Linked DNA regions of Homo sapiens: region 1 is linked to region 2. The links are chromatin contacts, found by Hi-C or POLR2A ChIA-PET in ENCODE. All regions are on one chromosome and are shown on one strand. Each heading gives the region's core, a stretch centred on a gene start or an enhancer-like site at or near the end of the contact. The rest is flanking DNA. Distances are from core to core; before and after follow the strand shown.

What was found. Hi-C counts contacts between places; a loop is a spot of excess contacts on that map. ChIA-PET counts read pairs that join two places held with the same protein, here RNA polymerase II (POLR2A). Pooled maps may share reads with other maps.
Region 1: a loop to region 2 is called in a map of CD8-positive, alpha-beta T cell, with 4 times the contacts of the local background. The contact joins two enhancer-like sites. A Hi-C loop is called at or near these places in 4 of 168 maps with a recorded cell type or tissue (CD8-positive, alpha-beta T cell, GM18951, ovary and 1 more) and 1 of 50 pooled maps. POLR2A ChIA-PET finds 5 or more read pairs at or near these places in 6 of 52 experiments (IMR-90, K562, OCI-LY7 and 3 more).

What each region holds. Positions count from the first base shown.
Region 1 is chr2:62,472,126-62,476,988 of GRCh38, forward strand. It overlaps a transcript of TMEM17 not described here. Among named protein-coding and RNA genes, the nearest start is that of TMEM17, 32 kb to the right of the region's middle. RefSeq lists an enhancer at 3,491-4,223. Within about 2 kb of position 3,371, at least 15 of the 41 ENCODE cell types and tissues checked have a DNase peak (open chromatin) inside an H3K27ac peak, as active enhancers do.
Region 2 is chr2:62,771,697-62,776,307 of GRCh38, forward strand. The region is part of intron 5 of EHBP1 (EH domain binding protein 1); the gene reads left to right. Among named protein-coding and RNA genes, the nearest start is that of EHBP1, 68 kb to the left of the region's middle. Within about 2 kb of position 2,940, at least 4 of the 41 ENCODE cell types and tissues checked have a DNase peak (open chromatin) inside an H3K27ac peak, as active enhancers do.

The DNA.
Region 1 (4,863 bases), core at 2,121-4,620, 300 kb before region 2:
TCGAGTTCTTTTTGGAAAATAGGATAGGTTAGCTCATTTATTACTCATCCAGTCTTTTAAAGGATAACACAGACTTAATGCTAATCTAAAAGTATTTTCCAACAAAAGCTCTGAAATGTGAGAGGGACACAAGAAATGTCACAAACAGCTCCCTTTCCAGCAAAAGAAGGGTGGGCATGAAGAACCATAGCAGAGTCTTGGGGCTTTCCCTGCAGCCTGGAATGAGAAGCCCTTCATGGTCCATGTCTATTTGATTACTGCAGACTCTAGGCTTTCCATGCACCACTGAGGAAGTAAAATCGAGGGAGAGAAGGATATTTATTTATTGGCTCTGGCTGGCGTCTCCCCTGTCTGTCTCCCAAATGAAGCTATTTGGGCTCACTCCAAACCTTAGGGAGTGGACAGAGGCTAGTCTGCTGGGGATGGAAGTTTTGCTGGCTGTCATTCCACTCTCCCAACTACCCAAAATCCAAAACAGATGTATTTCCCAACCTTCCTGATCCAGACTCAGATGCTCAAGGTCAAGGGGATCTCCTCAGTATTATTTCTGGTCTCATGGACACTGGGCAATGGGGTGGTAGATTGCTTTTGGGTTCTCCCAGGTTTTAATGTGTCTCTCAACCAATGCCTAGAACTATGTTAGGCATAGTTGGGAGATAAAGAAAATGCACAAGACAGAATTGCTTGCCTCAGGAAGCACATGGAGGTTTAAGATATCAAGATCAACACATTCAAAACAATTAGAAGTAGACTGTGTCAAGGTGGCAATTAAAGGCAACTTTCTTAGAGCTCAGCCGTGGCTGGCCTATTTTGGAGACACAACACACACAGAAAGAAACTCAGGAGTGTCTGGGCTGAGAGATTCTTCAGGAGGCCAGAACTGCCTCTAGCAATAAGAACCAAACTCAGAGATGGGAAAACTTCAGGATGCAGGAATCACAAAAATCAGGTGGCTTCTCACCTAGAGATGATTTACTATCCCCTCCCTCTCCTCCATTAAGAGAATGTTAAATAATAGCCAACATTTATTATGCATCAGGCACTGTTCTAATTGCTTTAACAGAAGTAGGTCAATTGATCCTCTGAATACCAGTGAAGTAGGTACTATTATTAACCCCTATTTCTGGATAAGAAAACTAAGGTACTGGGAGGACCCAACCACACCGCCAAAACCCAGAATCCAGAGTAAGGTTCCTGATCCCAGGCTCAGCTGCTCCCTGTGGGCCAAGCTGAGGATCTGGCCAGGACTTAGGAGGTGAGAACATAGTAGAGACTGCAGCAGAGATGGTAGCCTGAAGCAGAGATGGCCCCTTGGAAGTTCTGGAGGGATGCAGAGATGTCCTTTCCTGGGAAAGTAGCCAAATCAAAGAACTCCCACCCAAGGCCTCTTGGCTGCAGAACCAGCTTTACCCCTCTCCTCCCCACTCCCTGCTTCAGCTGCTGGGAGTGAGGGAAGCAGCAGAGGATTGCAGCTTCCCCAGGCTTCTTGCTGATGAAATATCTCATCTACACACTTTCCTACTGTTTACACATCATGGTGAGCAGGTGGGCAGACCACAGCCATGCAGATTTTCAGACAGCCTCAGGAATACCAGGACTGGGGCTGGTAGGCAGAGACTGTATCAGCAAAGGACATGTTGGTGGAACTAATGACCTGGTAATTTCCACAAGGGATCACAGAGGGATGCTGGACAATGTGGCAGAGACTCTGCTTGCTTTGGAAACTTTCAGAAGAGAAAGGAGGAAGTAGGTCTTCTTGGAGGATCCCAAGCTTGAACTGATCATTGCAGAAAGAGTGGAAGTAAGAGGGGCTGGGTGTGAGTCTCCTGAACAGAGACGAGAAGGACTCTGCACAGCCACAGGACCATCCATGCAGGGACCCAGGGAGGCCACACTGAGGATGGGGAGGGGCCAGAGTGGTGGGGTGGAGAGGCCTTCACTGTGAGCTTCAGGAGGGCCTGCTTGTCAGGCTTTGGGAGTCCTCAAAGAGCCTAAGAAGGGAGCTGCTGCGTTCTCCACAAACCCTTATTTTACTTGTTTTGAATAAAACTGAAGCAAAAAAGGAGAGAGAATCCTGATTTTCCTTTTATAAGAGACAAAACTTCCAAAATAGTTCAGTTTTGCAGTCCAGTTGCTTTGATAGGAAAATTGTGTGGAGAGGGATATTTAAATGAGATCTATATCTGTGGTGAGAATAGCTCCATTTCCCTGAAATGTTTGCAGCCACAGCATTCCATGTCCACAGGCTTGCAAATCTCTCCCAAAGCTCAGCCCACAACCTGCTCTTCAACCCACGCTGAAGCTGCGTCTGTCTCCAGAACAAATAATACTATGTCTTTCTTCAGGCCATGAAAGCACGGTAACGTTCCTACATAAAATAGCAGCAGCTAAGGGGTCTTTGTTGAATTAAACAGGAGGCAGCAAATTCAGGACTAGATAATGAACACCTACTGTATGGCAGCTACTGGGGAATACAAACATGAATAAGACCTTACCCCTTGAAGAGGATCAGAGGGCCGGTGAACCCATGGGAGACACAGCCCAGGGTGCCCTGGGGGCTGGTAGCATGACAGACTTTTCTAGTTTTGGCTCTGAAAATTCCACATCCCAGGAAAACTACCCTAAACCCATATCCCCAGTCCCAGTTAAACTGGGGCTATTATTCATCTTCCGAGGGTCTCTGACTGTTGGAATCTGTTTCCTCATCTCGTTCCTTGCCTCTATCCCACCCCTGCAAATAGGCTTTTGAAATAAGCCAGCATTTAACTTCAGATAATAATAATGATTGATAATGAAACTAAAAACAGCAACAGCAATCTACCCTTGATGATAGTTCACCACCCCGGCTGCCTATTGGAATCACTTGGGACGCTTTTTAAAAAGATCAGCACCCAGGTCCTATCTTAGAACAATTAAACCTGATGTTCTCCAGGTGCTTTCCATGTGCAAGCAGCAGGAGAAACACTGCCTAGGGTTTAGGATGCTGCAGGAGAAGCTCCAGGAGAAGCAGCAGGAAGGGGGCTGCCCAACCCTGGTGTATTTCCTGGGGTGTTTTCAGCTTCTGAGCCAGACCAAGGCCACTCAAGGATGGTGAGGACAGACCCGGCAGGTCCTAGCACAGATGCTAATTTGGGAAGCAGCCTCTGAGCCGCACCACAGGCACTCCACTGTGTCTGTCCTGTCTTGGGGCACAGCGGCAGAGGCATGCCCACGCAGCCGGGCTCAGCGCCTCTTCGAGAGGGACCGCTGAGTGCGGCTGTCCTCTCCAGTGGGCCCGGGAACCTACGAGAGTCCCTGCCCACCCATTTCCAGCCCCCTGGCCTTGCTTCAACAAGTCACGCCTGGGCTGTTTTCTAGGCTGCTGCTCCCTGGCGGTTCTGGGTTTCCCATTTGTCACCTCCGTGAGAGAAATTAACAGTTTTGCCAGACCCCATATAAACAGGAAGGCAAGCTGTTAACAAGAGCCTCCTGCCCTGCTGCCAAGCCCAGAGCTCACGTTTCCTTTCTCAGAGCCTGTCAATTGTAAAGAGGAGAAAAGAAAAGAATGGGCTCTCTCTGGGCACTGTATGGGTTCTCTTGCGGCCACTTGAATGCCAGTGTCGGGCTCGCTGACAGCTGGGTCTGCAGCTGGCTGGTTTTGTCTGTTTTTTGAGGGACAGTCAGGGATAGCCACTGATTAAATCAGGAACAAAACATGACTACACTTGCGGCTGTGCAGACCAATGCTGCTGAACAGCAGAGAACAATTAATTGCCATGTTGTGGAATGTGTGGATGGGGGCGGGGAGGCAGTTGGCAAATGTAAGAATGTGCAGGAAAATGTCAAGCAAATGCTCGTGTTCATTAGAAGCTGAGGGAGAGGGAGCCAGCTCAGTGTGTTCCCAGGACCTACCACGGTGTCAGAGCTCTGGCCACTGCCTGCGTGCCCAGCAAGCAGCCTTCCCACTGGGGGCGGTCAGCCCACTGATGTGCTGCAAGGGGGTCATGCTTTGTCAAATAAGATAGGGAGCCCCTCAGCTCTTGGGGTGGCAGTTGTATCCATTTTCTTGAATATAGGGCACAAAAATGCCCATTTTCTATGTATGTTGTTGCAGAAAAAGGCTGGCTCCCTGCAGGTTTGCTGTGGGCTTCACTCTAGGCACTATGCAGCATCTACTGTGATGCTCTGGAAGCTTGCAGCCTGACTCTTATCCAAAAACCAGACAGGGAGGGCATTGGTGGGAGGCAGCAGTCCCTCAGCCTTCCACTACCACCAGGTAAGAAGATGGCTGCTCTTCAGTGATGCAGATTCACAACAGCTTCTGCAGAAAGACAGGAGCGGGAGGCTATGTGGATACAGGCACTCTTCAGCTTATGATGGAGCTACACCCTGATAAACCCATTGTAAGTAAAAAATATTGAAGTAAAAAATGCATCTGATACCCTGATAAACCCATTGTAAAGTTGAAAAATCCTAAGTTGCACCATCATAAATCAGGGACTATCTGTATGTATTTAAGCTAGGGAAGTGAAATGCATTCATATATTAAAAGAGATGGAAAAGAAGAAGAGCAAGAATGGTATCCAAAGGGGTCTGGAATAGCTGTGAGATGGTTTGGGGCCTGGACAAGGGGAATTTAGAAATTGTTGGATGCTTTTTGACATATCTCTATGAATGTTAAAGACTGAAATTCCTTTTTATAAAAGCTTTATTGCTTGCTGAGCTGTGTATTGGACTTCCTGCTGAGACTGAGCCCCACAAGGCCCTGGCATTTATTGGGGTTACAGAAGAATGTTATCTTTCCTATCCTGTGTCCTCCCTGGAGAGTTGAGCCCCAGATAAGGGATGGTGTGCAGGTGGTTTATTTGGAAGTTCTTTGGGAGG
Region 2 (4,611 bases), core at 1,690-4,189:
GCCCATGTCTTACTCATCTTTTTATCTGTCAGCATCTAGCATAGTGCTTATCACATAGCAGATACTCATCTAAACATGTGTTGGATGGAACCATGAATGACCTTTGAAATCTTTAAAAATAAAGTATGTGGGCTGGGTGTGGTGGCTCATGCCTGTATCCCAGCACTTTGGGAGGCTGAGGTAGGCAGATCACCTGAGATCAGGAGTTTGTGACCGGCCTGGCCAAAGTGGTGAAACCCTGTCTCTACTAAAAATACAGAAAATAGCTGGGCGTCATGGCGGGCATCTGTAGTCCCAGCTACTTGGGAGGCTGAGGCAGGAGAATCGCTGGAACCCGGGAGGCAGAGGTTGCAGTGAGCCGAGATTGTGCCATTTCACTCCAGCCTGGGTGACAAGAGTGAAACTCCATCAAGAAAGAAAGAGAGCAAGAGAGAGAAAGAAGGAAAGAAAAAGAGAGAAAGAGAGAAAGGGAGGAAGGGGGAAAGGAGGAAGGGAGGGAGGGAGGGAGGAAGAAAGAGAGAAGGAGAGAAAGAGAAGGAAGGAAGGAAGGGCGGGGCTTTAACTGTTTATTTGGGTTGAGAGATCCTAGATTGGTACCTTAATAATCATCTTAAGTTAATTTACATGTTGTGGAATCCCAAGTGACTAGAAGGCATATAGTAGGTATTCAATAAATGTTCATTTACTGGGAATTAAAGAAGACAGCCCATCCAAATATAGTGATTAATAATGTAGGCTTGGAATTCTTGGAAAATCTGTCAAATAAGGGAGTGGACATAGGATGAAATGGAAAATATGTTAACATTCCTTCTCTCCAAACATTTATTAATATATTAGATTCACAGAAATCTAATGAAAATAATACAGATGACAGGAGTCAGGTAAACCTGATTTCAAGTCCTGTCTCTTCTACTTACAAGCTCTGTGATCACTGGGAAATTTCTTAAATTCTCAGTCATACAATTATAGGGTTGCTTGAAGATTAAATAATTTTCAGTGAATATTAGCTTTTACCATTGCCATCATCATCATGACTGTTCATCGTGATAATTGTTAAAGTTCTAAAATGTCTTTATAACAGGCTTATCACATGCTTTGTGTAATATTCTTCCTTTCTATGCCTGACTTTGGTATGTATCTCAGTGACAAAAGGAATTTTTTGTTTATTCCCTGGCAGTAACTGGGCCATGTTTAGGACTAAAGAGCTGAGAAGTTTGGTAGTGAGATCAGGTCCATTATAGATTTACTTTCATATTATGAAGTTATGAGATTTCAGAAGGATTGTGAAATTGCTATATTCTTAATGCATGGGAAAGAGCACAGATGTACATGTTATGACCAAAGCATTTGAAATACATTAACTCAAGAGAATACACTAATTTATATACTCTAAATTAGGGCAACTGTCATAAATTATGAACTATATCAAAAGGATGAGTTTATGTAATTAAACCGAAACGAGACAAACAAAACAAAGGAAGTGCTATATTCTCACCTGGAAGATAGACGAGAATGGGGTAGATCTCCCTCTTCAGTTTTCAGGAGGACATTAATTTCTTTCTGCCAATATCAACTCCTGTATAGTGAGATTTGAGAATAATTTTTTTTTCTCTGTCTAGGTGTATTAACTCTTTTTACCTGCTCTGGAAAATCTAGGCCAGTTTTCTGAGATGTGTACAGGACCCCTACTTGCATAAGTAGATTTAACGAGGGAAAAGTTTTATTTCATTCATCTCTGTATCTACCACAATTTTTTTTTCAAACCATACTACCTTTGGGGTAGTAGCTTCTCAATAAATATTTATTGAAGGAGTGAGTGAATGAATGGTATAGTTAAACTCTGTGAACTGTTATAAATCCTGTAAGGATTATTCTTTTTAAGAGAAAAATACCTGTAATCCCAGCACTTTGAGAGGCCAAGGCAGGCAGATTGCCTGAGGTCGGGAGTTCGAGCCCAGTCTGGCCAACATGGTGAAACCCCATCTTTACTAAAAATACAAAACAATTAGTTGGGCTTGGTGGCGTGCGCCTGTAATCCCAGCTACTCGGGAGACTGAGGCAGGAGAATTGCTTGAACCAGGGAGATGGAGGTTGCAGTGAGCCGAGATCGCGCCACTGCACTCCAACCTAGGTGATACAGCAAGACTCCATCTCAAAAAAAAAAAAAAAAAAAAAAAAAAAAAAAAAAAGAGAGAGAGAAGAATAACGTGAGTAACATCCATCAACTATACAGAAGAAAATTTGAAAAGTAGACCCTAGAGGCAGTAAAACAGCATGTGAAGGATCCATATGCTGTTACAGTAGGAGCTCTTCTGATCAACTTTATTGAACTTGCATAAGCCAATCTCATGAGATTTGTCTGTATTACCATCTGTGGGATTAAATATTCTTAGGCTGGGCATAGTCTCTCACACCTGTAATCCCAGCACTTTGGGAGGCCAAGGCGGGTGGATCACTTGAGGTCAGGAGTTGGAGACCATTCTGGCCAACATGGTGAAACAGCGTCTCTACTAAAAATACAAAAATTAGCCAGGTATGGTGGTGCATGACTGTAATCCCAGCTACTCAGGAGGCTGAGGCTGAAAAATCACTTAAACCTGGGAGGCAGAGGTTGCAGTGAGCCAAGATCGTGCTACTGCACTCCAGCCTGAGCGACAGAGCAAGACTCTGTCTCAAAAAGAAAAAAAAAAAAAAGAGAGAAAAGAAAGGAAGAAAGAAATGTTCTTAGACATTTTCTTTAAACCAAAATTTGATATAAGTAGACGTTGCATTTTTCAAGTATTAGCAGTTTGCTTTACTTGACATAATCTAATGAGAGATTTTTAACCTTTTAAATAGATGATTCAGTATTCATTCATTCAGCACTTAAGTATTCATTGAGCGTGTATTATGTGCTAGATACTGTTCTAGGCATTGGAAATGGTGGTGTATAAAACATATGATTCAAGACCAGCCTGGGCAACACAAAGGAGACTCAGTCTACAAAAAAATAAAAAAAATTAACTGGACGTGGTGGCATATGCTTGTGGTCCTGACTGTTCAGGAGGCTGAGGTGGGAGGATTGCTTGAGCCCAGAAGGTCAAGGCTGCAGTGAGCTGTGATCGTGACACTGCACTCCAGCCTGGATGACTAAGTGAAACCCTGTCTCAAACAAAACAAAACAAAAAAAACCAGATAACAAGTTAACAAATCTCATCGCTGTGTAGTTTACACTCATATGTGTGTGTGTGAGAGAGAGGATAAAAATTACTGTATGAAAGATTTAGTATGTTAGATAAAATAAATACATAATGTATGCTAAATATATATAGTAGGTTACATAAATGCTCTATGGAGAAAAAAGGAAGAGGGATAAGGATCCCCCGTCTTTATGATTACATAGTTATAATGAGCCACCTTATTATTTCTAAAGTCTCCAAAAGAGAATTGGGGTATGCTTGTCAAATTTATTTAAAATATATTTTAATAAGAGAGTTGATGAAATGAATATTGTAAGGTATGGGAAAGTTTTAAAATAACCTTGGCATTCTATATATAAACCTCTCCTAGGTTATAGCTCCCCTCAGTGGTGAATGATGAAATTGACTTTTGCTGATCATTATGTAGCAATAACATGTTACAATGTTATACTTTCCCTTACATTTTAATGTGCTTTCACATTTCATGCAAAAGAATTAGTGAATTTCAAAGAGCTAAAGTTCTTCTCTTTGTCTTGTAAAACCTCGGTTTTGTTAGAAATTCTGTTGGTATATTGTCCTGACACTGAAAAGGTATGCTCTTTGAATGGAATTGTAATACCTTTCTTTTCTTTGCACATTGTGTTACAACCCCACAGTTAATAAAGAAATGTTGAGACTTTAACCGTAATGTCCAGTAGTAGCATTAGTAACAAAGAGTGAAGTTATATTTAATATAAAATATCCCAATAAAACAGAAGTCTCCAAATATATATCACTGTAACAAATTTATTGGACCCTTACTATGTACCAGGTACTATGTATAATAGAATGCTTTATACACATTATCTCATTTGCTCATTATAATAACTCTGGTGTGAGTCAGATATAACCCTATTTTACAGGTAAAGAAAGTGAGGTTTAGAGAGGTTAAGTAACTTGCCCACAGTTATATAGCTAACAGGTTGGGATTTTATCCAGTCTTGTCTTTCTCCAGGGCCTTTGCCCTTAACCCCTACTGCAATAACTAGCTACCTTAATAAGAAAGATGAAAAGAGATCATTTGAAATTGTAGAATCATAGGGAAGCTTTTAATCAGTCTTCTGTAGTGGTAAGTCTGTGAAGAATATATGTATCAGATTAGTGAAGGTAGTCTTTAATTATTGTTTATATACAGTTTAGAAGTTATTTGGGTTAATTATTTCACTACTGTTAGACATTATAAAATGGAATTCTAGAATTTATCAGTCACTAGAATTCTTAATATTTTTTCTCAAGGCAACCTTACTGCTTCTTTGTGCAAATTGACATAATGCTATTTTCATTTTATTGGTTCTCTTGTTTCTGATTTCTCCGTTTTGTCTGAGCTTTCTTCTTTGGACCAGAAACTTTAGAGTTGAAATTTTAGAGGTGGTTCTGCCACTTACTGGCTATG